Regions from separate parts of the Homo sapiens genome. Here all the other regions are linked to region 3. A link is a loop called in an ENCODE intact Hi-C map of the cell type or tissue named here. Cell type or tissue: PC-9. All regions are shown on one strand. Links, peaks and the distances in the headings refer to the core of each region. The heading gives the core; the rest is flanking DNA.

Region 1 (10,256 bases), core at 886-8,885, 260 kb before region 3:
GGGAGGTCTATACGACCCTGGAGGCTAGAGAACAGAATAAATAGCTTAGTGGACAAGTATACCACTATGTTTTTATAGATCAGTGGAAATTAAAATCTGGTTCTCAATTTATAAGAAAAAAGTTAACACCTTGGACTCATTCAAAATTTCGTGCTTCAAAACATACCATCAAAAAAAATGAGGACAAGCCACAGAAAGGGAGAAAACATAGGCAAATCTTATATTTGATAAAGAACTTGAATTCAGAATATACAAAACACTTAAACTCGGTAAGACAAATCATAAAAAAAAAAAAACTATGGCCAAAAGATGAGAATAGATATTTCTCCAAAGAAAATATATAAATGCCCAATAAGCACATGAAAAGATGCTCACCATCATTAGTCATTAGGGAAACACAAATTAAAATCCCAATGAGATACCATTTTCATATGCACTGGAATGGTTATAATTAATAAGACAGACAAAAACAAATGATGGCAAGGATATAGGAAAGAAAAACCCTTTTAGATTGTTAGTGGGAATAAATGGTGCCACTATAGAAAATGCTTTGCCAATTTCTCTCAAAAAGTCAAACACAATTTTTTTTTTTTTTTTTTGAGACGGAGTTTCACTCTTGTTGCTCAGGCTGGACTGCAATGGCGCGATCTCAGCTCACTGCCACCTCTGCCTCCCAGGTTCAAGTGATTCTCCTGCCTCAGCCTTCTGAGTAACTGGGATTACAGGCACCCGCCACCACGCCCAGCTGATTTTTTGTATTTTTAGTAGAGATGGGGTTTCACTATGTTGGTCAGGCTGGTCTCGAACTCCTGACCTCAGGCGATCCACCCACCTCAGCCTCCCAAAATGCTGGGATTACAGGCATGAGCCACCGCACCCGGCCAAACATAAATTTATCATATGGCTCAGCAATTTCATTTCTCGGTATCTATCCAAGAAAAATAAAAACATATGTCCATCCAAAGACTTGCACACAAACATTCATAGCCGTACTATTCAACAACCCTAATGTCCAACAACTGGTGAATGGTTAAACAAAATGTGGTATATTCATGTAACAGGTTATAAATAAAAAGAAATTTAAAAAGCAGTAAAAAGAAATGAAGTACTGAGTCATGCTACAACATGGGTAAACTTTGAAAAGAAGATAGACACAAAAGACTACATATTATATAATTCATTTATACAAAATGCCCAGAAAGGCAAATCTATATAGACAGAAAGTGCTGGGACTGGGGTAGGAATGAGGATTAACTAACTGTAAACTGGTGCAGTGATCTTACAGGGGTAATGAAAACGTTTTAAAATTTCCATACTCCAAATTAGGGTGGTAGCCACGTAAGATTCAAATGTCCCAGGCCAATACCAAATCTACTGAACTTCTGTAGGTGGGGTCCCACCAGTAATTCAAAATTTTAAAAAAACCCTCCATGAATAATTCTGATTTATAACCCTCGGTTAAGAACTATCTTCCTATGCTCAGTGTGCAGGAAGGAGAGAAATGAATAAATAAATAAGAACTATCTTCCTACTCTAGAGACCTATCTCCTCCACAAAAACAGTAAATTTTCAGTGAGAGAAATCCTAGATAGCCTCCACACTTCTGTTCCTTTCAGTTATCTGGTTGACAATAGTCATCTGTGGTGAAGCTGAGACCAACAGAGAACATGAGTACTATGAAACAACAAAATAAACTAAATGAACATCTAGTAATCTAAGGAGTGCCACTGTTGTGTGCCCTCCTTCCATTTGTTTTCCCAAAGCATCACCAGTTACCATCAGAAATGTCTATGATGGAGATGGTAGGACTTCTTAGCAAATTGGTCCTATCTACTCAATATTGAAACCCAGTTGCCAAATACATTTTATTTTTATTCTTTCTTTGGTAAAGACGGGGTCTTGCTATGTTGCCCAGGCTGGTCTTGAACTCCAGGCCTCAAGTAATCTTCTCGCTTCAGCCTCCCAAAGTGCTGGGATTACAGGTGTGAGCCACCATGCCTAGTCTCTATTTTAATCTTTGTAAGTGTGATTCAAACACTTACTTCCCATTTCTTAGTTCACTGTGTCTGGCTGGTTTGGTTTTATTTTTTTGTTTTTTGTTTTGTTTTGGTTTTTTACTTCTCTGTTATTCTAGGATGTTTTTTCTTTATTGACGCTATTTTAGATCCTGGAGAGCCCACAATATACATTATTTATATATTTGCCCATATATACACAGTACTTTAAAAATAAACTTTCTGAATAATAAAATGGAGTTGACTAATACAGAAGGAACATTATTTGACTGGAGGTAACTACTGGCTACAGTTAAAGACAAATGGCTATTACCTAAAGGTAAACTTTTAAAGTATGGCATGGTAAACTTTGTCAAGAAAATGCCAATATAGGATGAAGCTATTCAGTCTGGGTAGATCTATCAAGACAAGTTTTAAATATCTTAAGATCTCATAGATGTATACTTATAAATTTTTTAAAAACTGCTTTCTTCATTCTATATAGTGAAAGTAAAAGATACATTTTTTAAAATTATTGTTTATATGAGAAAGGGTTAATATCTATATTATATTAAGGATAATGAGTTAATTTAAAAAAAAAAAACCTGACTCAAACAGATAAATGGGTGAAGGACACAAACAGAATTTCTGTAAGAGGAAAGTATAATTAACAAATATGGGAAAATATTCATGTTCACTAGTAATCAAAAATGCTGTATTAAAATTATTAAATATACCAAAAATATTAAGTAGCTAATGCTTACGAGGCTATAGTATAGATGTTATACAATTATTTTTTTTCATTTATTTATTTATATATTTTTTTGAGACAGAGTCTCACTCTTGTTGCCCAGGCTGGAGCGCAGTGGCGCTATGTGCAACCTCTACCTCTCAGGTTCAAGCAATTCTCCTGCCTCAGTCTCCCTAGTAGCTGGGATTACAGGTGCGCACCACCTGGCGCGTGCCTGGCTAATTTTTGTATTTTTAGTAGAGGCGAGGGTTCACCATGTTGGCCAAGCTGGTCTTGAACTCCTGACCTCAGGTGATGCACTTGAGACAGAGTCTTGATCTGTCACCCAGGCTGGAGTGCAGTGGTGCAATCTTGGCTCACTGCAACCTCTGCCTCCCAGGTTCAAGCGATTCTCCTGCCTCAGCCTCACCTGTAACTAGGATTACAGGCACATGCCACCAAGCCCAGCTGATTTTTATATTTTTAGTAGAGACGGGGTTTCACCATGTTGGCCAGGCTGGTCTGGAACTCCTGACCTCTTGTGATCCACCTGCCTTGGCCTCCCAAAGTGCTGGCATTGCAGGCATGAGCCACCACACCCGGCCATTATACAACTATTATAGAGAGCTGTTTGGCTATGTGACAGGAATCATTTAAAAAGTATGCTTATTCTGGGCCAGGTGTGGTGGCTCATGCCTGTAATCCTAGCACTTTGGGAGGCTGAGGCAGGTGGATCACCTGAGGTCAGGAGTTCAAAACCAGCCTGGCCAACATGGTGAAACCCTATCTCTATTAAAAATACAAAAAAAATGAGCCAGGAATGGTGGCAGGCACCTGTAATCCCAGCTACTCAGGAGGATGAGGCAGGAGAATCACTTGAACCCGGGAGGTGGATATTACAGTGAGCTGAGATTGTGCCACTGCACTCCAGCCTGGGTGACAGACTACATTCCGTTTCAAAAAAAAAAAAAAAAAGTATGCTTATTCTTTGACTGAAGTGTCCCACTTTGGGACGTTAAAATCACTGTTGGCTGGGTGCAGGGGCTCACACCTGTAATCCCAGCACTCTGGGAGGACAAGGCATGAGGATCACTTAAGCCCAGGAGTTCGAGACCAGCCTGGGCAACAACGCGAGACCCTGTCCCTACTAACAATTTTTTTTTTTTATTATTAGCCAGGCGTAGGGTGTGTGCCTGTAGTCCCAGTTACTCAGGAGGCTGAGGTGAGAGAATCACTTGAGCCCAGGAGTTTGAGGCTCCAGTGAGCTATGATTGTACCACTGTATTCCAGCCTCCCAGGCAACAGAGCAAAAAAAAAGAGACAAAACAAAAACATAAAACTTACTCCTAAGAAGTTATTGGCCGGGTGCGGTGGTTCATGCCTGTAATCCCAGCACTTTCGGAGGCTGAGGCAGGTGGATCACCTGAGGTCAGGAGTTCAAGACCAGCCTGGCCAATTGGTAAAACCCTGTCTCTACTAAAAATACAAAAAATTTAGCCAGGTGTGGTGCCAGGCACCTGTAATCCCAGCTACTTGGGAGGCTGAGGCAGGAGAATCGCTTAAACCCAAGAGGTGGAGGTTTCGGTGAGCTGAAATCATGCCACTGCACTCCAGCCTGGACAACAGAGTGAGACTCCATTTCAAAAAAAAAAAAAAGGAAAAAAGAAAAGGAGTTATCTAAAATAAGAACCCAATACAAAGACATTCATTAGGGTAATATTAAGAATAACAGTGAAAGATTAGAAACAAATTCCAACAGAAATTGAATTAATTCAATAAATTATTGTAAATCAAAAAATAATATAGCATATAACAATATGGAAAGATGATTATGATTTGTTAAGCAAATAAAGCAGAAATGTGGATGTACAATCTGGCGCTTCTATTTACTAAGACACACAAAGATGAAAGATATAGTTATTATCTTATGGACTCAATTTAGAAAGAAAGACAAGAAAACAGACACTCAAAATGCAACATAATAAAGATGACAACAAAGACTAGTACAAGATGTTACAGGGTATGTACAAGGGTAATTGCCCTACATAGGTGGAAGAGAAAATAGTAGAGCTGAGTTGTAAAAGATAAACAAACATTAGCCAGTTGCAGGAGGGGATGGGAAGGCAAAGAAAAGACTCTAGGCTTAGAGAACAACATGCATACGCAAAGGAATGAAGAAGTAAAAGAATCTAGCACATTCACAAAATTGTTAAGTAGCTCTATGTGGAGGGAAAATGAAGCATCAGAGAGTGGAGTAGCAAGCAATGGTCAGCAGAGGTCAGGCCAGCTCAGGAAGAACAAGAAAGTCATGCAAGAGATTCTAAATTTCATCCTGAAGGCATGGGAGAACATTGAAGTTTTAAAGCCAGGTAGCCACATGGTGAGATTTGTTTTAAAATGTCCATCTGGCCACAAATCACATCGACGCTGCCTGAAGTGGAGTATAGGGGTAGTCCCAATCTCAAAAGGGCATGAGAGAACTTTTTAGGGTGATGAGAATTTTGTTTTGTTTTGTTTTGATTTTGAGATGGAGTTTCGCCCGTTGCCCAGGCTGGAGTGCAATGGCGCGATGTCGGCTCACCGCAACCTCTACCTCCCGGGTTCAAGTGATTCTCCTGCCTCGGCCTCCTTAGTAGCTGGGATTACAGGCATGCGCCACCACGCCCGGCTAATTTTGTACTTTTAGTAGAGACGGGGTTTCTCCAAGTTGGTCAGGCTCATCTCAAACTCCCGACCTCAAGTGATCCACCCGCCTTGGCCTCCCAAAGTGCTGGGATTACAGGTGTGAGCCACCGCGCCTGGCCGAGAATTTTTTTATCTTTTGGTATACATCTGTCAAAACTCGAACTATAGGCTTAAAATGGGTGTAATTATACTTGAGAATTTGATTCAAAGGAGGTAAAATCAATCAGCAGCAGGGTAGGACAAATCAGCAAGATGGAGCAAGATGGAGGGTTGATTTTCAGGTTTCAAGTTAGGGTGACTAGGTGATGGTGAGGAAAAAAGACAATTTAATGGGGTATGATAACGAGCCCCATTTTGAATATGCTGCATTTGACAGGAGTCACATCCACAGACAGAAACCCTGCAGACAGGTAGATGCGTACAAAGGTCAGGAGATCCGATCTGGGGAGTCAACAACACCATGGTGGTCACTGATGTCAACAACTATGTCTTACTGTTAAGTATTAGACCAGGATGGAAGGGAACACTGAGAAATGAAAAGTGTTAATTTGATGAAATGGTTCAGTAGAGGTTCAGTAGAGCTGTTTTCTTCATTATGCTGTCATAAAACTACCTGCAAGATAACATTTTAAACATTTGAAAAGCCCATTACTGGCTTAAAGGTAAAATAACAAAAATAAAAGAAGTCCTGGCATGCTCTTGGGAAAAAAAGGAGAACTTAATTACTCAAGTCTTTAACATAAACACCCCTTTTCATACTGCCTGAACAGTTCTGAAGTATGTACTGGGGTATGACATTTCCCCATCTGAAGGACTAGTAGCCTGAAGAGGTAGGAAGCATCACGAGGCCCACATCTAGCCCTGCCTAGATGGAAAACAGGACTTTTTTTTTTTTTTGGTAGAGATAGGGGTCTCACCATTTTGCGAAGGCTGGTGTCAAACTCCTGGGCTCAAGCAATCCTCTCGCCTTAGCCTCCCAAAGTGCTAGAATTACAGGTGTGAGCCACTATGCCCAGCCAACAGGACTATTTTAACATAAAAATTATTAGAAAAATTCTACCATTTTGTGAACAGAAGCTATGTAGTTCAGGTGTACTTGGTGTACTTATCAAAATCTGGGGAAAAGGAGCATCTCTACCACACTTTTGAACATGCTTTTAAGGTGTTCAAAGTTCAATTACCATAAACTTTTAAGTTTCCAAAATTTACATTTTATAGAGGAAATTTGTTATTTATTCAACTTCTAAAAAAAATCAAACAACATAGAAACATACAAAGTAGAAACCATTTCATTTTCTGAGCACACATTCTCCCATACCGGATACATTCCAGGTCTTGAAGATGTATTCTGCAATCTTGATTCCTGAGGTGGTAGATGGTCAGCCATCTGTGGCTCAGACCCGAAGTCTTTCATCTTTTGAAGCTGTTCTTTCTGTTCCCTGCAAACAAATAAAATTGACATAGTACATAAAGCATGCTTATTCCATTCCTAAGTGACTACAATTAATATTTAATTAAAAAAAGGAGACCTAAAAAATCCTTGTCCTAAAATTCTCTGCAGTGGCCATACACTGAGCAGCTCCAGGATTACCCTCTTTTGCTTTTATGTAGCTAACTCATCAGTCATTTAAGACATATAAATAATTATAAATTATTGAAGATATTCAAGAATAGATTCTACAACCTGCCTCAGTTGTTTTCTACTATCTCATCTACTTGTTATGTTTTTCTTTAATCCAACCAAAAGCTCTCTTGCTATTTTTTTTTTTTTTTTTTTGAGACAGAGTCTCACTCTGTCGCCTGGGCTGGAGTGCAATGGCGCGATCTCAGCTCACTACAACCTCTGCCTCCCGGGTTCAAGTGATTCTCCTGCCTCAGCCTCCCGAGTAGCTGGGTCTACAGGCATGCACCACCGCGCCCGGCTAATTATTTGTATTTTTTTAGTAGAGACGGGGTTTCACTATATTGGCCAGGCTGGTCTCGAACTCCTGACCTCATGATCCGCCTGCCTCAGCTTCCCAAAGTGCTAGGATTACAGGCGTAAGCCACCACGCCCGGCCTATTTTTTTCAACTCTTTAGACCAGAGGTTGCAAAATGGTGGCCCATGGGCCAAATATGGCCTAAAAAGGTTTTCAAAATGTGGCTTTCACATCAGTTTTTAAAATTTGAAATTAGCTGTCATATTTACAAAGCAAAATATTTCATATATAAATTCAAATCTTAAAGAGATATGGTAACACCAGGCCTACATTCCCACATGCCAACAATCAGCTGAGTGCAGTAGAGGCTGCCCATGTTAGATGAAACAACCTGTCACAATCTTCACCGTACTCTACAGAGTTATACTTGGCCCACTTTCACTCATTTTTGTTATCTGATTCTTGGGGACATTTTAATTTATGGCCCCTGCTGTAGATGGTGAGAACAACTGTCAGTCTATACCTTTAAAAACAACATTTCATATTCCTGAAGATAATTATGTAATCCTTCGGTTTTTTCTTTAAACTGACGAAATTCCTTTTACTTTTTTTCACAATGCCTACCTTAAACATAGGTAAAATCCACTACAATTTCTTAAGACCTTTTACAATTTTCTCCTTACATTAAAGTGACCCAAATGAGGGTCCACAAATGAGGGACCACAAAGTAAGGGTCAAGTGTGTAAGATTATTTACTGCTCAGGTAAATCCCATCATCACATCCCTTATGATACTCCTTACGACTTTACACTGACACAACATAAACGACTTGTATTCGGCTATGACATTATCCATCACTCCCTATATATTGTTTAATTATGTTCATGTTGCCTAGAAAGCTTTAAAAAAGGATGAAGCAGCAGCAGCACCTTTTATCCAGCATTACCATGCAAAGCAATAACGAATTAAAAAGAAATTTAAAAAGGAAAAAAAAAGAAACCTTGGCAGCTTAACAACACCAATCAGCTTGGTATTCTCCATAAATAACACAGATTTTAGAGTTTTAGACAGATTGAGTTCAAAGGCCGGGTTTGCCACTTACTAGCCAAGGGAACTTAACCTCTTTGAACTTTAGTGTCATTTGTGAAGTGGGGATAATACTACCTTATCTTTGCAGGCCTTTGAGATAGACAGACTGACATAATATACACTCAATTATTAGCAAGTGCCCAGTTACACGGTAGGTGTTAAAATTAAAGGTGTCTATAACTTAAAAGTGAATAGTGTAGTAGCTAAATATTCTATAGCATGCTTTCCACATTTTCTTCATGAGTAATCTGGAAAAAATAAACCTCTTAGCTATAGACCATACAAACCTGCCGTATCTGGTCTTTCATCATTACCTTTTCTTCACCGTATTTTTCTTTCCTAGTTCTAAAGTTTAAGTTATAATTTATTGTTAAGATCCACAAATGTAAACCAGAATTGAAAAATGGAAGAAATACATTGGAATTTATCAAAACCTAATCATTAATTGACTTTCTCAAAAAAATTGCTTTAAAAAAGTTTTCAATCTGTCACTGACTTCTAAATTCCTATCCCAAGATACAGCTGGTTTAAGGATTAAATGAGTTTATTATACACAACACACTTAGTACAGTTCCTGGCCCGGAGTAAGCATGCAATAAATGTTAGCTTTTGTTATTGTTGTTACCACAAGAAAAGAGGAAAATTATGTAGATACCTATACACAGTTGATTGTAAGTCAAGAAATCCTATTTTCCATTTCACAAAGAAAACATTTGGTTATGTAGAAACAAATAACATCCTCAAGGAGAAATATCTGCTTTTAGTTATAATGAAAGATAAAACATCCCCAAAAGAAAGTATCAATAGTTAAGACAAATCTGAGGATGCTCCTAAGCAAACCATTCTTAGCTTCAACAAAGAAAAATACAGCACTTTCCAAAGTTTTATCAATGATTAGTGAATATAAAGTCTATCAGATCTAATACCAAAGAACAAACTGATTACTGGAAAAAATGAAGGTTACACATGAACCCTGTGAAATCCAGAGCACTGAAAAGTTGAAGTTTGACACTTGAAACATGCACAGGCATGGCATGCCAGCAACACTTCTACAAAGGCCAAGACAGCAATCAATTTTCACATCTTAGGGCATAAGTTTATCATTAACACAGTTCCTAAATACCCATTCTAACCCTAAAACAGCACTGAATGACCAGAAATATAAATTAAAAGTATGTGATAAGAACTTGAAGTAAAATGATTCCATTCAAATATATCATATCACTTTAAAAAGAGCAGTCTGAATGTGGTTTTTATTAAAAGAAAGGATCTGAAGGAGTCAACTTACCGAAGCATTTTCAGTTCTTGTGCAGCTTTCAAAATGATTTCATGCTGCCTCTGACTGAGAACCATTACCCCTCCAAGGCCTTGGTCAGAGTCTAAGCTTGCATCGGACCCCATCATTTCTGAGGAATGATGTGAGGAGGGCATATGTTCCGCCATGGGGGAATGTCTATCCACATCAGATGGGTACCATCTGTCTGACAACCGTTCTCTTTCCCAGTCCATTCTGTCAGGAACATAATCTCGCTTTTCCCGCCATGTATCTCCTCTTTCTGGATACTCTCGAATCCTCAACTCACCCCTATCACGGAAATCTCGATCATACCCATGCTCTCGATTTCTTTCTTCTCTCCATCTATCATCCCGATATCTATCCAAAGGTGGAAGAGGTGGGAGGGGCGGTAAAGGTGGAAGAGATGGAATATCCCGTTCACGAAACTGTGATTCTTGTTCATCCAGTGGTCTCCCATAATCTCTGTCCCACTCATTATCCAAACTTCTATCATACATATCCATAGGTCTTGAAATCCGATCCACATCCCTGTCCATGTCCC
Region 2 (10,256 bases), core at 1,270-9,269, 120 kb before region 3:
GGATCCTTAAGGGATTCTCTGGCCTTGGCCTCCCAAAGTGCTGGGATTACACGTGTGAGCCACCGCACCTGGCCTCTCTTCCTCTTGATAGTGTTATTTATCCCTAGGAATTGGGAGGAAACCTAGCTTTCTAGGACCCACTGAGCAGATCTTTGTGCCCTGAAGAGCACCTTTAAATGTTAGATTCCAGCCGGGCGTGGTGGCTCACGCCTGTAATCCCAGCACTTTGGGAGGCCAAGGCGGGCGGATCAGGAGGTCAGGAGATCGAGACTATCCTGGCTAACACAGTGAAACCCCGTCTCCACTAAAAATACAAAAAAAAATTCTCTGGGCATGGTGGCGGGCACCTATAGTCCCAGCTACTCGGGAGGCTGAGGCAGGAGAATGGCATGAGCCCGGAAGGCAGAGCTTGCAGTGAGCCGAGATTGCGCCACTGCACTCCAGCCTGGGCGAAAGAGCGAGACTCCATCTCAAAAAAAATAAAAATAAAAAAATAAAATAAATAAATGTTAGATTCCATTGTCTTTGTTCCAGGAATGGTGGTTCCTTCTAAGACCAAAATTGTGTGCCACTTTTCTACTCTTGTATTGACCTGTGGGCAGCCGCACACCCTTCAAATAGTACCCCGAGATGAGTATGATAATCCCACCAACAATTCCATGTCCTTGAGAGATGAGCACAATTACACCTTGTCCATTCATGAGGTAAGCAGTCTCCCTTCTTTATCTGTGTGCTAGAGAGAGCTGGCTCCTTTCTCTGTTATTCTCACACCTAATTCACTTCGATCTCTCTTTCCTTCTCCTTGACTTCTGTGCTGTCTGTATCTTCATCTGACAATACCTGTCTCATTAGTAATTTTGTGATTTAGATTAGATCATAGATAGGAAAGCTCTTTGTAAGGAGTAAAGTGGCTTGTAAATGGGAAAATACTATATGTTAAGTGATGCTCTGTTGCCTTCCTATAGCTCGGCCCTCAAGAAGAAGAGAGTACTGGTGTCTCATTTGAGAAATCAGTAACATCCAACAGGCAGACTTTCCAGGTGTTCTTGCGACTCACCCTGCATTCTCGAGGCTGCTTCCATGCTTGCATTTCATACCAAAATCAGCCAATCAATAATGGTGAATTTGACATTATTGTCCTAAGTGGTAAGTTAAAAGAAAAGTATGATTTAGTGCTGTTCTTCAGCCGTTTCTTTGCCTGTTTGCACTCTTTTGTCTGACCTCACAAACATTTGATATTTGGGCCACATTTGGCTTGTCCTGTGGACTAAAAGCCTGTGATAGGTAATTTTTTTCTTCTCTGACTTCTACTTTAAACCTTATTCCTTATTATACTTCAGAGGATGAGAAGAATATCGTCGAACGCAATGTGTCCACTTCAGGCGTGAGCATTTACTTTGAGGCTTATCTTTATAATGCTACCAACTGTAGCAGCACTCCATGGCACCTGCCACCCATGCACATGACCTCTTCCCAGCGCCGGCCATCCACTGCTGTTGACGAGGAAGATGAAGACTCGCCCTCTGAGTGCCACACCCCTGAGAAGGTGAAGAAACCGAAGAAGGTGTACTGCTATGTGTCACCAAAGGTTGGACCTTCCATTCTCGACATAAAATCCCCCTGCTTGAACCTGTGTGTAATTGGTATTTGGTAGCAGAAACCACAAAGTAACAGTCTGAGAATCAGGGCAAGATTGTTAACTAGTTGTATAGAAAGCCACTTTCAACTGTTAAAAATTTCTTGCTAGCATAAAAATTACTGTTGGCTTCTTGTGCTGTGTCAAAACAATTTGATCTTTTGTTCTGTGATTCATGAAACCACAGTAAATGGATGTCACTATTAGGCTACAGGATTGGAGTAAAGAAATTTTGGCAGAGGAAAGAAGGTGAATTTCCCAAGCCCCTGAGCTAAGAAGCACTTTGTGTTAGTTTCTTTTTAATATTTGTTTTTCCTTATTCATTCAGTCCTCATAAAAATGAGACTCTGTGAAACATCCCATTGCATCTCTTTAATCTCATAACCAAAACTGAGTTCTAATTCTGTTCTACTTCAGAACACTTTGCTGTGTACCATTCTTCATTTAAAAATCTAGCCTTAATTTGGACTAGGGGTGATGGTAATGAGGGAAATGGGTAAGTGAATAAATGAAACAAGATTGGCTATGAATTGATAATTGTTGAAGCAGCTGATAGTTTCATTATACTTCTTTGTCTTCTTTAGTATGTGTTTGAAATTTTCTTTAAACTTTTTTTTATCAAGAAAACAACTGACCTGCACATTCAGATAAAAGGGATTTTTTAAGATTAAAAAATTTTTGCATTGTCTTTTCCTCTTTTGTATGAACTTTTTTGTGTGAGGACCTTCCCCTATACCACCAACATATTCCACTCCAGCTCACCCCATCTTGCCTCCCTTCCCTGGCAGATCCTTGGCACCATTCAAATAGGTATAAAGCAGTGTGTATGGGTTGCTGGTGTTTGCTATCCAGTAACTTGGAGGAAGTCATTCTGAGCATCATGGGGCTGAGCAGAAGGAGATTTTGATTGTTTCTAGGTGAAATATTCTGTTCTCATAAAGTGAAAACCTGATCCCAGATATTTAGAAAGACTTGAGTATTACAATTATGAAATATCTCTGTGTGAAACTGCATTGTCAGTCATATTTTTTTTATTTATTTTATTTTTTGAGACAGGGTCTCACTTTGTCACCCATGCTGGAGTGCCATGGTCCAATCTCAGCTCACTGCACCCTCTGCCTCCCGGGTTCAAGCGATTCTTGTGCCTCAGCCTCCCGAGTACTTGGGATTACAGGCATGAGCTACCGCACCCAGCTAATTTTTTTGTATTTTTAGTAGAGACTGAGTTTTGCCATGTTGGCCAGGCTGGTCTTGAACTCCTGGCCTCAAGTGATCTGCCTGCCTCGGCCTCCCAAAGTGCTGAGATTATAGATGTGAGCCATCCACACTTGGCCATCAGGGTAATATTTTTAATTTGCCTTTTTAAATAGAGAGTTAATGTATTTATTTGACTTTAGTACTCACTAAATTATTACTTTTGTCCATGGAGAGGAAAGGTTATGAGAAATGTAAATAGGGACTATGATATTTGAATTAGAATACCCAAATAGAGCCTTTTTATTTATCATTCACTTCATTTCCTGTCTGTTGGTCCTCCAGCAATTCTCAGTGAAGGAGTTCTACCTGAAGATCATCCCCTGGCGCCTTTACACCTTCCGAGTGTGTCCAGGAACAAAAGTAAGCTGAACCTTACATCTGGTTCACATCAAGCATGCTTCATCTCTGGACTATCTCAGCCTTTTATTTTTTCTCAGAAGCACTTTTAGTGTTTCTGCAAGATCTCACAGTGTACACAGGATTCGTTGCCAAATAAAGCATCATTATCTCCTCACTAAATGGCATGAAGAATATATAAATTCTGGAAGGACGCATGCCTACAGAAACAGGAATTAGCAGCAACTCAGAATACTTCAACAGTGATCCTTTGCCTTCAAGACTAAGTTAATAGAGAAGATGTTTGTAACTCTGGCCCAAGCTTGGTCTCCCAGTGTGCTGAAGCTAACTCCTTTTAGAAGCACCACTCTCATATATTAAAATACATTGTTTGTTTGTTGTTAACTTTTCTGGGCTTCTGGAATCTAAACTTTTGCCCAAAGGCTAGAATGTGCCATTTTATAAAAATAGTTTTCTTCTGATCAGTTTGGAGTAGTCATTTATTGCTGTTTAATATATCCTTACTATTGCTATTTAATATATCACCGTATTGCCATTTATTGCTATTTAACATATCACCCTTCTTATATTTTATGTTAGAAGGTCTGTAGTTTTGCTGGTGGTCCTAACTAAAGGCAGTCTCTGTGACTAAAATAATTTTAAATGTTGAAATGTAAATCACTGAAGGGAAAAATAATGAAATGTATTTCTGGTAGGTCCTCATTTGGAGAAAACAAGCCTAACTTATTGTTGTTGGTTGGTACACAGGATAGAGCTGTGGAGGACTTTTACTGGCCTTGAGGGTTTTATAGATTAATTTCTTTGTTTTTCTTTACCAGTTTTCATACCTTGGTCCTGACCCTGTCCATAAGCTGCTCACACTGGTGGTGGATGATGGCATTCAACCTCCTGTGGAGCTCAGCTGTAAGGAGAGGAACATTCTAGCAGCCACTTTTATCCGCTCCCTGCATAAGAACATAGGTGAGGTTACACAGGGATTCTATAGGGAAGGTAGTGAGCCCAGCCACATCCATGAGGGTGGAGAGGCAGGACTACACAGATGGCTTGTAATGAGGCTGTAATGATGGATCTTGCTGTTCCCCAGGAGGCTCTGAGACCTTTCAGGACAAGGTGAACTTTTTCCAGCGAGAGCTTCGGCAGGTACATATGAAAAGACCACATTCCAAAGTCACCCTGAAGGTCAGCAGACATGCCTTGTTGGAATCGGTAGGTAAAATTTCATCTCTGTCAGCAGATACCAAAGTTTTCCAATTGAATGTCTATATTCTGCAGGTTACTGTTTTTGTTTTTGTTTTTGTTTGGGAGATAGGGTCTCACTCTATTGCCCAGGCTGGGGTGCAGAGGTGCGATCATGGCTCACTGCAGCCTCGATCTTCCCGGGCTGTGATCCTCCCAACTCAGCCTCCCAAATAGCTGGGACTATAGGTATGTGTCACCATGCCTGGCTAATTTTTGTATTTTTTGTAAAGATGGGATTTTGCCATATTGCTCCGGCTGGTCTCGAACTCCTGGACTCAAGTGATACACCCGCCTCAGCCTCCCAAAGTGTTGGGATTACAGGCATGAGCTACCATGCCTGATCTGGTTATCTTTTTCATGAAACTTAAATTTCTCTGTTTAAGTAAAGATATAGATATACTTATAAAAGACAGATATACTTATAAAAGACAGATATACTAAATTTCTGAAACCTAAATTTCTCTCTTTACATATGTCTGTTCTTCTATTTGATTCTACTAAATTTGGGGCAGTTTTGTTGGAGGTATGTTATCGAGGGAAGAGCAGTTTACTTACTGGCCTTCAAATCTACTGAATGGGTCCCTTGGAACTCCCATGTAGGGCAGGTGTAAATAGTGATTACAGAAGAAACTTCTTGTTATTGAATCCCTGGAATAGAGCGCTTGTTGAATTAAAAGGAAATGATTTTTGTTGTCACTTTGGTCTGATGGAAAAGGAACACCTGATGTGTGTCTGTCTCCACTGCACAGACACTGGCATAGTTCTTACATTCCCCAGGAATGAGAAGGCTTGGTTCCTGTCCAGAAAGTGTTTGTGATGTTTGGCTCTGGTAGGTGTGACTGGAAACCCGTTTTCTCAGCCATATTCTCCGTGTGGCATGGCTCGCTGTCTGAACCTAGCCTTGTGGATAAATATGTCTAGTGGATAGATCATACTTTGCTGAAAACCAGGATTCCTTGGTTCTTTTGCCTACAGCTTACTGACTTGAGTCATTTTTTACTTCTTTATGCAAGAATGTTTTCATTGCTAAAACAAGGATTGTTTAAAACAAAAGGAAAAGAAAAAAACAACTTCAGCTTTCCAACAAAGTGATGATGTAAAGGCAAATCAGATTATTTTTTAAAACTTTAAATTTGAAGTTATGTGCATTTTAAATGTCAGGTGGTATCATTAAAGCTTGTTTATGAGTAACATATCTCCTTCAGGCAGTCGTAGTTAGTCCAGCAGACAATGGCAGTGCTCTTGTGTTGTCTTTAACATCCAGAGGACACCAGCCAGTGTTCTGACAATTCCCTTCCTTTCACTTCTTTTCAGTCTCTGAAAGCCACTCGGAATTTCTCCATCTCAGATTGGAGCAAGAACTTTGAGGTTGTTTTCCAGGATGAAGAAGGTCAGTTTTGAAATTTTATATTCATCTTTTTGAACTCTCCTCCCCACTCGCACCTTCTCCACAAAAAAAAAAAAAAAAAAAAAAAAGCAACTCTTACCTCCTACTCACTCCCTAAAAAAAAAAACCTAGGTTTTTTTTTCCCCAAGGAAAAGGGAACCATGAGTCAAGAAAAAAAGGGTAGTATTTACTGGCCAGGATGGCATTGAGGAGCTTGTGGTACACAGACATACAGGGACTTGGAGAGAGAGTTCTAAGTGTTTGAACCGTGGTTACCTTGAGAGAAATGTCCATTTCCTGGGATCTCCGACCTCTGGTGTTTCCATACTAGGGGGCTTTTCCTTAGTGATCAGAATACCATTAATCCTACAAAAAGGGGTGGGATTTCTAAAGGACCACAGTTTAGATGAGTCGCAACGGAGAAACACCAGAGTAGTACAATAGAGGGAATGTGGAGAGTATAAAATGATGACTCAATAAACAAAAGTGGTAAGAGGAGGGAGGGCAGAGTCATTTTTTATTTTCATTATGCTTTTCAGCTCTGGACTGGGGAGGGCCTCGCCGGGAATGGTTTGAGCTAATCTGCAAAGCACTATTTGATACCACCAATCAGCTCTTCACCCGGTTCAGTGACAACAACCAAGCATTAGTGAGTTGGTGACGGGTGGGTGGAAAATGTGGATTATGTTATCATGGGTAGACTAACAAGGATTCAAAATTATGAAACTGATCTGGGAACCTGACAACCTGTGTCCTATTCTTAATTTTACTGCTTAAAATATAAGCTAATCAGATTGTCTTTCTCCTCTTTGCCTTTATTATTTCATCTGTAAAATAAGCAAAAATGCAGGCAGCTGAATATTTGACTAAAAACATTATAGTATAATGTCTACTCTACTAATTATTATAATAATTAAGCCTCTTTCTCAAAACATACCTGAAGCAAATGATTCCTGTACTAGATCTTTGTCTAGACAAAGGTGTCAGGAGTAGAGAAGTACACTTTGGCTGAAAGAAGTTCTGGTTTAGGGAAAAGGCATCACATCATCTGCTGATTAACCACAAACTTAATATAAGATTCTTAATTATGTCCACCTTTGCCCTTTATCTTCTAGTCACTTTGAATTACTCAGTGGTGGCTACCAAAAAACTAACATTTGGATGGGCTCTGATCCTCACAGTGACATCTTGTTCCTTTGGCATGGGGTTGGGGAAGGAAGGGTCCTTCCAGAACTGGGCTTGAAGAAAAATGGCCCAGGGCCTTTCAGTCTCTTTCTTGGACAGGTGCATCCCAACCCTAATCGCCCCGCTCATCTGCGCCTGAAAATGTATGAGTTTGCGGGACGGCTCGTGGGCAAGTGTCTCTATGAGTCCTCTCTAGGAGGAGCCTACAAGCAGTTGGTCCGAGCTCGCTTCACCCGCTCTTTCCTGGCCCAAATCATAGGACTGCGTATGCATTACAAGGTAACATCTTGGGTGTGCATTTCCTACTAAGGCCCCTGGCCATTAACCCTGAAATCTCTCCTCCTGGGCTTGTAAATAATTTTTAAGGTTGAAGGGATAAGTGGTTCTAAGCAGTTACACCTTTCAGGGCAAGAGTATTCATGTTCTGTTCTGTGTCTTTCTGCCTCCTCAGTACTTTGAAACAGATGACCCAGAATTCTACAAATCTAAAGTTTGTTTTATCCTCAACAATGACATGAGTGAGATGGAGCTGGTCTTTGCAGAAGAGAAATATAATAAATCAGGTCAATTGGATAAGGTGAGAAAGAGGACAAAGCCTCTGGGTCCTATGTTCTCCAGTTTCCTGTAGAGCAGGACTGTCTAAGAGAACTTTCTGCAGTGGTGGAAATGTTCCATATTTGTGTTGTCTATTAAACACCCAAAATGTGGGTGACATAATAAGTGAACTTCTCATTTTAGTTAATGTATACTTACATAACTACACTTGGCTAGCAGCTGCTGTATTGGACAGCACAGCTTTAGGACATTGCATCCTATGCTTTATGATCTCAGCCCATTTGAGTGAAGCAAAAGACACATATCTCCATCTATCCCACCGAGTCCTGCTTCCAGTTGAAAAATAACTGAATGATGGTGAAGTGTCACTGTACAAGCAGATTTGGAAGAGATGGCAGTGTCTGTGTCAACATTTGCAGTAGTGATGTAGGTGATTCCTATTTTAACACAATGCCTGGGTATTTTTAAACTTTTTGGCTGGGCGCAGTGGCTCATGGCCTGTAATTGCAACACTTTGGGAGGCTGAGGCAGGAGGATGGCTTGAGACCAGGAGTTCAAGACCAGCCTGGGCAACTTTGGCAAGACCCTGTCTTTTAGATTTTAAAAATCTAGCTGGGTATGGTGGCGTGTGCCTGTGGTCCTAGCTACTGGGGTAGTGTGGGAGGAAGTGGGCGCTGAAGCTGGAACATCGCTTGAGCCCAGGAGGTTAAGGCTGCAGTAAGCTGTGATTGCACCACTGCACTCCAGCCTGGGTGACACAGCAAAACCCTATCTCAAAATAATAAAACCAAAACTTTTTATTAGAAAATGATGGCCCAGAGATATTTCCGATGCATGTGCTTCTATTTACATTGTGGTGTTAAACAGCATCAAATGATAATGATGACGCTAAAGTTGCAGTAAATTTAAAGTTAAAAGCAGAATAGGAATGATTGAAAAATTGTGACCATTGGTACCACTATACTGATAATCAGATATCCTTTCTGGAAATTATGGGATTCCCAGCTGTCTGCCTTTGTACACATGGGATTAGACCCAACTTCCTGAGCTGGCATGGTAAGGCAGCTAGAGTCAATAGGACACTGAATTAGGGTCCTCAGACCCAGGGTAGTGCTCATTTTAATTGTGTTTAATATGAATACTAAATCTTAATAATTTATTTCTCAGTCTCCTAGATAGAAATGCTTACATTAAAAAAAAAATCCAGGATTGTGCATACCAACAGAAAAAATGTTTTACATTTTTAGATCCATTGAGAATCCCTGCTGTGGAGTAGCATGCTATTGCTACCATGCTGTTGTCTTAAAATCTGATCTTGTAACTTCATTCACCTGTGGAGACAACCTTGGTCACTCTACACAAATATTCCTGGATGATGGTTTTAAGCTGTGCTTCAGGGCTCCTTCAAAGTTCCCTTAGGAGTTTATTGGGGGATACCAATTCTGTTTGAGAGTCATACAGTTTGTTCACCTTTTTCTTTGCAGAGAGGAAAGTTCAGGCCAAATAATTTCCCCTAAGGTCTGGAGGGGCAATTAACCAAAGGTCTGTAGCAAGCTAGCATCAGGGCTGAGATTAGAATCCAGGATCTTCAAGTATCAAACTGTGGCTTGTTCTGTTGACTCACATTAGAGATAAAAGAATGTGTGGGAACAATTGTTCCCATCTTGGAATTTCTGAGACATAAAAAGACTTCCTTACTGCTTATCTGATTTTACTCTTAGTTGCTTAGAGAAGAGGTCAATAGTGGTTTCATTTTGGATCATAGATTAAAACATTGCTAGCGAGGAGCCATAGTATCTTCCTATTGCATCACTACTACTTGACTGAGTCAGAGAAGACCTTACCCAGGCACCCATTTCAGAAATAATAGCTAGTATACAGCAATAGTGGTAGGAACCCTGAAGCTTAGGAACTAAATTAAACCAAGTGTGTTGAAAAGCTGAATGCACAGCAGAAACTTGTGACTGACAGTGATGGAGGTCAGTAATCTGTGTCTATAAAACATCCAGGCAGATGTCATCTCATAAATTTCCATCCACAGCCTCTCCCTTGTCTGTCTTTTGCTGCCTGTTACAGGTTGTAGAACTCATGACAGGTGGAGCTCAAACTCCAGTCACCAATGCGAATAAAATCTTCTATTTAAATTTGCTGGCCCAATATCGGCTGGCCAGTCAAGTGAAAGAGGAGGTGGAACATTTCCTAAAAGGTGGGATCCTGTCTGTTCTTGGCCTTGAAGTTAAAATACCTGTATCCATGGTGTGGGTATGACTTTAACTTGCCTACTTTGTTTCAGGCCTGAATGAATTGGTCCCTGAGAACCTTTTGGCTATTTTTGATGAGAATGAGCTTGAGGTAAGTGATTGCAATTCAGACTCCCATTCTTAACTTGGCATTTTTGTAGCTTACAGGAACCAGCTTGGTGTACCTTCTCTTATGAGATGCAGCTGGAAAGCCATTTATGCAAGAGGTGGTTTCACTTTTGTCGCTCCTCCATTCATTGACCCTTCAGCCTTTAAAAAATTAGAATGTGAAAATTAGTAGCAAAGAGTGCAGAGATATTAGCTTAAGGGATAAATAAATGAAAGTAGCAAGTAGCTCATTATTTATGAAGAGTAATAATTAATACTCATTTATTCATCA
Region 3 (8,000 bases), core at 1-8,000:
TCCCTTTCCTGCTCAGATGGTTCCCAGCTGGCCCTGGAGGGTAGATGGCCAGAGAGCCAGGCCTGCCTTGGACTGGAGCCCGCTGCTCCCAAACTGTGGCTCCACAAGTTGTCCCAAATCACATGGGGAGCTGAGTCCTCACTTGGCAGCCTAGCTGTGTGACTCTAGGAGTCACATAACCTCTCTGAGTCCAAGTTTCCTCAACAGAGAAGAGACAGAGTTCATGATAATGCCACCTCCCCATCTCCCAGGTTATTGTGGGGTGCAGGGAAACGCCTAAATAGACTTTTCAGGAAGGCAGGGGCTGGTTATTATCCACTCTTCTTCACTCTACATGAATGAAGTGGAAAGTCCCTACATTTCAGGGGGCTCCGGGCTACAGGAGCCATCTAGGGTCAGGGTTCTGCCGCCTGTTTCTCTGTGGTGGTCACCAGCCACAGAGCGGGTGCTGCTGTTCTTCCACCGCTGGTTACCTTGAGGGTTGATGTTGCAGATTTCTGCCAGATCCCCTGCCTGAACGGAGGCCGCTGCATCGGCAGGGACGAATGCTGGTGCCCCGCCAACTCCACCGGGAAGTTCTGCCACCTGCCTATCCCGCAGCCGGACAGGGAGCCTCCAGGGAGGGGGTCCCGCCCCAGGGCCTTGCTGGAAGCCCCACTGAAGCAGTCCACTTTCACACTGCCGCTCTCCAACCAGCTGGGTGAGTGCCGGCACAGCTGGGCCGGCGGGACCCTGGGAGGAGTGCCAGTTGGGTGGAGGCTGTCACCATGGCTGTGACAGGGATAGGGAAGCTGCCTGTAGTCCTTCCTTTATGATCAAACCTCCCTCTTTCTCCTGGCCCTCAGCGCTAAGTTTCATTCCCTCAACTTCTCAGCCCCCTCCCATCGGAATTTATCGACTTGTTTTTGCCCTTTCCCTGTGCTGGGAACCCTGGGGAAGACAAAACAGTGTAAGGGCAGGGTGCCGCCCTCAAGGAATCCATGGGCCTGGGTAATAGAGGGAGAATGGATGGGAAATAGAATATCAGCATAAAACATTTCATTTTCCCTGCCTTCCATTATTAGGTGCCAAAAAAATACAGAATGCTTTAGGGGATCAGGGGATGGAGAGGCTCCTAAGCCCAGAGTGCTCTGGGACAGCTGCGTGGAGGGGATGGACTGCAGTTAGGCCTGAAACAATGGGTAGCATCTGGTTAAGCAGAGGGACTGGCACGAGCAAAGGCACGGAGGTGGGGCCATGCAGGAGACAGGGGGCTGGAGTTCCAGGGTTGGCCAGGGTCATGGGGGAGGTAGAATCAGGAAGGTAGCTTGGAATGTGATAATGAGGCTCCTTCAGTGACAGAGTTTGCACTTCATCCCGTCCCCACAAGGGATCATTCTGGGGTTCTAACTTGGGAGCAAAGAAATGGAAGGAGAGTTTTGGGGTGACACATAGCCAGTGGCCTGCCTGGCCCAGGGGTGGTGGATACCCTTCAGAGGGTTGGAAATGAGGGTGGGGCCCTGCTTCCCTGGCTCTGACTCTAGCCCCTGTGCCCAGCCTCCGTGAACCCCTCCCTGGTGAAGGTGCACATTCACCACCCACCCGAGGCCTCAGTGCAGATCCACCAGGTGGCCCAGGTGCGGGGCGGGGTGGAGGAGGCCCTAGTGGAGAACAGCGTGGAGACCAGACCCCCGCCCTGGCTGCCTGCCAGCCCTGGCCACAGCCTCTGGGACAGCAACAACATCCCTGCTCGGTCTGGAGAGCCCCCTCGGCCACTGCCCCCAGCAGCACCCAGGCCTCGAGGACTGCTGGGCCGGTGTTACCTGAACACTGTGAACGGACAGGTGAGAACACAGCTCTGGCCTCAGCCCTGGATGCTTCCAGGATGGCAGTTGTCCCCAGTCTGCCCTTCTCCTCCTCTCTGTCCTCTTTGTTCTTATGGAATGTGAGTGTCTGCAGACTCTCCCATTTCCCAGATGGGAAAACCCAAGGCATGAAATTGTCCATGTATGGAGAGTCTGGGCCTCCTTCCTGGGCTCTACTTGGTGCTTGTCAATACCAGGCACACAGAAGAAGACCCAAGGAAGTTCCCCTCTGGAGGAGCTGTCACCAGCATCCTCAGGTGAAGGCAGCCTAGAGATGCTGATCCTATGACCCCTGGCACATGGACCAGTGGGGCTGTTAGGATCTGGCCAGGAGTTTTTTATCCAGTTGAGGCTACAGTTGGGGTCACAGAGGTGTGGAATTAACAAATGGAGGTTAACCCCAAAGCCCTGGTGGTACAAAGATGAGAGATACTCCTATTGCCCTCTGGAACCATCCTCAGCTCATAATGGGAAATCAGGGAAGATTTTCTGAGGCCAGGCACCCAAGAATAGGGGTTAGACCAGACCCAGTATGGTTTTTCTTGGGGTTGCCAGGAAACCGCTTAGTTTCCAGAAACTAAGGTATTTCCAGAAACCCTATCTGAGATTAGGGAACTGGAGGAGGTGGGACAGCCAAGGGGTAAACACCCTGAATTCCCAGATCATCCCTGGCCTCTCACCTTGGGGTGTCCCTGAGCCTGGGGCTCTGCTCACAAGGCCCACTCTGTGGGTGACCCTGCAGTTCCCTGGAGGTAGGCAGAGGAAGCTCTTCCTTTAGGACCCTTTGTCTGTGGTTGGGGCCATGGAGGGTGGTGGTTTGCAGCCCCGCACAGGGCAGATCTTGTGTCTGGGGTGTCCCATCCACACACAAGGTTCAGGGCTGGGAGAGTGCATGGCAGGTTTCTCTGCTTCCTTCTGGGATATGGGCTGACTCCCTTCTCCCCTTCTTTGGCTGGGGACATCCTCTGGCAGAATGTGGGGAGTGAGCTCTGTGTCCTAGGCTTTCCCGGGACATCTCTGTGCACAGCCTGGGAGGGAAGGGGGGTGGTCACAGGTGTCCATGGCCTCTCCTTCCAGTGTGCCAACCCTCTGCTGGAGCTGACTACCCAGGAGGACTGCTGTGGCAGTGTGGGAGCCTTCTGGGGGGTGACTTTGTGTGCCCCATGCCCACCCAGACCAGGTGAGTGCTGGAGTCCAAGGTCACGTGTTGTGGAGGAAGCTCTCCCTGGGCCTGCCCTCTCCTGCCAGGGTTTCCCCTCCAGGATGTCAGAGGCCAGGCAGGTAGAACAGGCTGGTAAACTGCAGACTTCCCAGACCTGCCTTGAAGGTGTTTCTGGCCAGCACTGAGGCTCCTGGCAGCCCTCTGCTGGTGCAGTCTGTCCTGCCTGCTCCATCTGATTGCCTGCAAGGGCCTGCTCTCTCTTGCAGAGATTCTTGATCAGATTTTAGGGATTTCACTCAGTGTTCCCCTGCACACCCCTCCCAGATGCCAGGGGTCCAGAGATCTTGATTCAGTGATTCAGTGTTTTCTTTATTCTCTCCCTGATGGGGCCCCCAGGCCTCCTCTTTATCTCCTTACCTCCTGTTCCAGCCTCCCTGACTTTGAATTAGGGTTGAATGTCTGTCCTAGATGTCCTCATCCTTGGGGTATGGGAGCCCTAGTTCCTTGCCCTCTTTTGGACGATGGGAAAAACCTAACATGTGTTAATTCATTCATTCATTCATTCATTCAGCAAATACTCACTGGGTGCCTTGTATGTGCCAAGGACTGCAATTTCAGGAGTGAGCAAGATGCCTGTTCACGATGCTCTCCCCAGTCTTAGTTGCACAATTGGGAGGAGGGTGACCAGATGCCTGTGCGTGAGTGTGGCTTCTGCCCATTTGTCTGTCTTCTCCCTCCAGGCCTCCTTTCTGGGCCTGGGCCTGAGCCTGGTGTGTATTTCCTTTGCCTGTCAGCAGTCAGCTTGGTCAATCAGCTTTGTCAGGAGGCTGGACAGGAGCCCAAAGATGGGAGGGGCAGGGCTGTTCCTTGCATCAGACTCAGCTGTGGAGCAGTGACTACATTTTCCAAACTAAAAATAAGTGTAGACAGTTTTACAGTGTGATAGAATTTTTGGCGAAGTAGCAAAGGGTAGTGTTCAGCTCCCAGGCTTAAATGTCTAACACATACTACGTACCAGTCCCAGCTCTTCCTGATCACCTCTCTCTGCGTCAGTCTCTTGATCTGTAAAATGGAGATAGTAATAGTGCCAGCCTCGTAGACTGCTGTAGAGATTAAATGAAATGATGCACATGCTTAGTATTAGGTCAATAAACCATGGCTATTACAATCATTATCATTATTGTAATTAGAAAGTATCCCTCAAGAAAGCGAGAAAGGAATGGACCCACTGCACAGGAGATGTGCATCAAACTGCCCAGGTCTCCCCTGTAGGCCAGAGATGTTTTTGCCACTTTTCTTCTTTCCTTGTTTTCTTTTCTCTTTCCTATCAGGCGTTGAACCCTTGAAACTTCTATATCCCACATTCTAATCAGTCGACAAATATTTACATTGACTAAGCCCCCATTTGAAGAGGCCATAGCATGCAGGCCCTGGACAGAGAGTAGAGAAGGTGGTAAAAACCGCACCTTCCTCTCCAAGCTTACAATTTAGTGGGTAGTCATAGATGGCTGGTAGGCATCAGGAATGAAGAGGTTTGAGCAGTGTCTGGTCAAGTCCTGAGTGCTGTGCAAACACAGGCAGTGGAGCCCAGGCCCCTCATAGGTCCAGTAGCACCTTTGTGCAAATTAGAAAAACCTGCCCTTCCATTTGTTCAAGATCATCTTCATAAATATGCCAATCTAGGATGCCAATGATTCCCTTAGAGATGGTGCTTTTGTGCAGTGCACAACTTGCACATCTGTACACTGTGGGATGGGGGCCCTACAGGCTAAACCCTGTGGATCAGGGAAAGCTTCTCAGAGGAGGTGACTTCCAGGATGAGATTTGAAGAATAATTAGGGGTAGGACAGTTAAGTAATGGGGAAGAGTTTAACAACCCAAGGAAATTGCATGTGCAGGTAAGACCAAGAGAATGAGCAACATTTTCTGGAGCACAGTATGTCTCTTGCTGAGCCCTGCTCAGCCCTGGCTCTCCTGTAGAAAGGCAGGCATGTCAGAAGGGTTAGGTGGGGCCAGGGCTCCCAAGTCCCTGCTCTGGGCAGGTTCTGGTTCCCAAGAGCTGGCTCATTCAGACAAGTGGGTGGGGGTCTCTCTCCCTTTACCCCATCAACCCTCTGAGGGGCATGCAGTACCTGCTGCGCTGACCAAGGTGCTGACCTGCCCTGGGACCTCCTGACCCAGTTAGGGCTGTCCTAGGAGGGAGCTGGCTTTTCTAGGTGGTAGGAACAATGAGATTTCATCCAAGTGGCAATTCAGGGGCAGCCTTAGAAGTTTCCCCTCCTTGTCTCAGGGCTCAGAAGCTGTCACGCTGTTGCCTCTGGAATCTGAGAAATAATGAAGGGGAAGAGTGGGCTCAGCTGCCAACAGCGTGAGTGTAAAGGAGTGGAGTGGTGCAGCTGAGAAACAGGCTTCCAGAAGGGCCTTCTCAGAATCCCGCTTCACTGCTGGGATTCTCCTCCCAGCTGAGGTCTATGCCCCTCTCGGAACCTTCCTCTGGGCAAGTCTTCAGGCCTTAAGGTGTCCTTGATTTGGGTACCAAGCATAATCCTGAACTCTTGAGATGCAGCCCTCTGGGTGGGGTGTCAGCGATCAGGGCCCCACAGGGTCCTTGGGTCAGTATCTCCTCTGTAATTCACTAAGCCAATCTGACAGTGATGTTAGTGGCCACAGACCTATCAGGTGACATTAGTGAAAATGAAAATAGAGCCACTCTGGATTCTTCACTTATATGTCACATCTGCCACTTATAGGATTGGAGGGGACAGTGGGAGCACAGGGCCTGCCTGTCCCAAGCTCTGGAGCCCATCAGGGGTGCAGAGATGCAGGCTGTGAGGTCCATGCCAGGGCTGGCTGCTGCCAATGGAGGATTCTAGGCCTGTTGCCCTCAGCCAGGGCTGACAGGCACCATGACCACATCCCCAGATCTTGGAAGCACTTCTGAGAGTGGGGGAGCCCTCCACTGGAAGGGTGGGGAGCAGGAGAAAAAGGCCAGAGTCTGTACTGAAGCAGCTACCTGCTCGCCCACTTGCTGCACTCCTGGTTCCACCTGTGTGCCAGCCTTGAGAGCTCAGCCCACCTGATGCCCAAGGAACCTGCTCCAAATACAGCTGGTGAGCTCGGTTCAGACAGGGCTAGAGCCCAGTGGCGGTGGGCACGGGAGCAGAGCTCTGTGGATCAGGTGCGTGCAGAACACGAATTGTACCCCTCCCCCAACACACCCAACGCTCAGCCCTTGCCCTCGCTCTGCCCCATCCCAGATGGTGGCCTCCCCTACTGTGTTCAGAACATCTCAGCGCGCTGGGCACCAGGGTACAGACCCTGGAATGTCAAGCATCCCAGCACACTGAGCAAGAAATAACAAAGACCAGGGCAACATAAACATCAAAAACACATGAAAGTGCAGTTGGGCGTTGTATAGAGAAGGGGCAAGACGTTGGGGAGCCTTGTTTGTGTTGACAGAGTGCCAGGCACCTCGCTTCATGCCTGAACCTGGGGCTGGGGTGGGCACATTTCTTTAAGTGGGGATGACAAGGAAGCTTCTATACAAGAAGCAGAGGAAGAAAAGACAAGCTGCCAGGGCAGGTTTGGGGAAGGTTGGCAAGACAGACAGGACTTCTGGATCCTAGATCATCCCTGGCACTAGTGGCTTTGCCTCTCTGAGCCCCTATTTCTCCTCTGATAAAATAGGCTTATGCTTCTGGGGGAAGCCTTTGTCATCCCCAGTAAAGTGTTCTAGCAAATCAGGCAGTGGTGGGAGTGATAGGGTGAGCAGCCTGGGAGTGGCTTCATGGCTTCCCTTCAGTCACATTCTGGCTTTGAGGCTCTGTGCTGGACTGTTGAAGAAGGTCGCAACAGAATGCCACTATTCCTGACATGGAAAAGGACTGCCTTGAAGTCTTAATTGCATGGCATAGGTAAATCCCTTTTGTTCCAGAATGCCACAGAACTTGCATGGAGAGCTGGCCCGGGAGTCAGTCTAGACCAGCCCACAGTTCCCCTCTGCTCCCTTCACTCTGAGTGGTAGAGGTAATGTGTACCCAGCTGAACTCCCAGGACTTAGCCTGAGCCAGGTCTTCCTGACCCCTTGGGATTTATCAAAGGGTCCCAGCTCATAGCCCTCTTCAATCCTCCTGCCAGAGTCTGGAGAACACACGGTTCTCAAAAGCCACTTTGATTGAGGCCACATTTTTGAGTTTTCATCTGAGAAAGACAGACATCTGGGCTGACTGGAAAGTTGGCCACTGCCCCATCTGGCTTGGCACTGGCTGTGTCAACCCCCAGGCCCCTTTGCTGGGACAGGCGGGGCTGGCACATGGCTCAGGGCCTACAGTGGTGGGCTCCAGCTGTTTGCCATGAGATCGTCTTGCCATTTGCCTGGGGTGGGTTGAGTTCACCTCTGAACCCAGGGCCCTCTGTATCTCCAGGGAGAACAGATTCTCTTGCTCTGCCCTTTCAAGGAACTCTGCACCTTTCTCTCTTAAACCAAGAATAGCCGCCAGTTCCTGAACTTTCACATTACACTGGGCCCTTCACATGTTTTGTCTCACTGAATTTGTACAGCCACCTGCAAGCCCAGGATTTTTAACCCTATTTGATGGATGAGGAAAATGGAGCTCCAAGAAGGCTGAGGAGCTTGTCCAAGGTCATACATCTAGGGCAGGTAGAGCCAGGATTCCAACCACAGTATGTCTGACTCTCAGCTGAGCAAGATCTCCCTAATCATTCTGGGGAGACCTGAGCCTCCCTGAAGGAAACAAAGATCAGGATGCTAGACTGGAATTCTGCAGCCAAGAGGATGCGCGTCAAGATTGGGTTTTGTGAGTTACTTGTGCTATATCCGTCAAGAAGATTTGGGTTAGATAGAGGGGCAGGTTAGCAACATGTAGCCCCGGCCTGCGTTAAGAGAAATAATTGCCCTAGGGAGAAGGGTGTAGGCTTTCCCCCACGTGGTTCTCAAGAGAAATATCCAATGTGTGGTGTTTCTGGTAACCAGA

The links. Hi-C counts contacts between places; a loop is a spot of excess contacts. Peaks named below come from ENCODE experiments on the same cell type or tissue, not always from the same donor. Only the 100,000 strongest peaks of a DNase experiment are listed, where the experiment ranks them.
Region 1: it touches region 3 in a loop (18-fold over the local background); 3 of 110 quality-filtered maps call a loop at or near these places.
Region 2: a loop joins it to region 3, with 3 times the contacts of the local background. A loop is called at or near these places in 2 of 110 quality-filtered maps.

Annotation. Positions count from the first base shown.
Region 1 is chr14:74,799,148-74,809,403 of GRCh38, reverse strand. It overlaps YLPM1 (YLP motif containing 1), which reads right to left. Exons shown (of 21, transcript NM_019589.3): 5 at 9,707-10,256; 6 at 6,728-6,848; 7 at 1-24. Among named protein-coding and RNA genes, the nearest start is that of YLPM1, 41 kb to the right of the region's middle. In PC-9, for the core only: CTCF peaks have their summits at 4,795 and 4,995 (motif pointing right); a DNase peak (open chromatin) is centred at 5,043.
Region 2 is chr14:74,667,031-74,677,286 of GRCh38, reverse strand. AREL1 (apoptosis resistant E3 ubiquitin protein ligase 1) reads left to right here. Exons shown (of 20, transcript NM_001039479.2): 6 at 535-704; 7 at 966-1,146; 8 at 1,341-1,588; 9 at 3,176-3,253; 10 at 4,069-4,210; 11 at 4,335-4,456; 12 at 5,804-5,879; 13 at 6,416-6,525; 14 at 7,161-7,340; 15 at 7,513-7,638; 16 at 9,693-9,822; 17 at 9,910-9,968. Among named protein-coding and RNA genes, the nearest start is that of AREL1, 41 kb to the left of the region's middle. In PC-9, for the core only: no CTCF peak of the experiment used is centred there; no DNase peak of the experiment used is centred there; H3K27ac peaks cover 419 bases.
Region 3 is chr14:74,544,887-74,552,886 of GRCh38, reverse strand. It overlaps LTBP2 (latent transforming growth factor beta binding protein 2), which reads left to right. Exons shown (of 36, transcript NM_000428.3): 6 at 494-700; 7 at 1,537-1,823; 8 at 2,922-3,024. LOC124903346 (a long non-coding RNA gene) reads right to left here and starts at 572. Exons shown (of 2, transcript XR_007064265.1): 1 at 474-572. RefSeq lists enhancers at 204-868, 869-1,532. In PC-9, for the core only: CTCF peaks have their summits at 3,021 and 3,220 (motif pointing left); a DNase peak (open chromatin) is centred at 3,166; H3K27ac peaks cover 868 bases.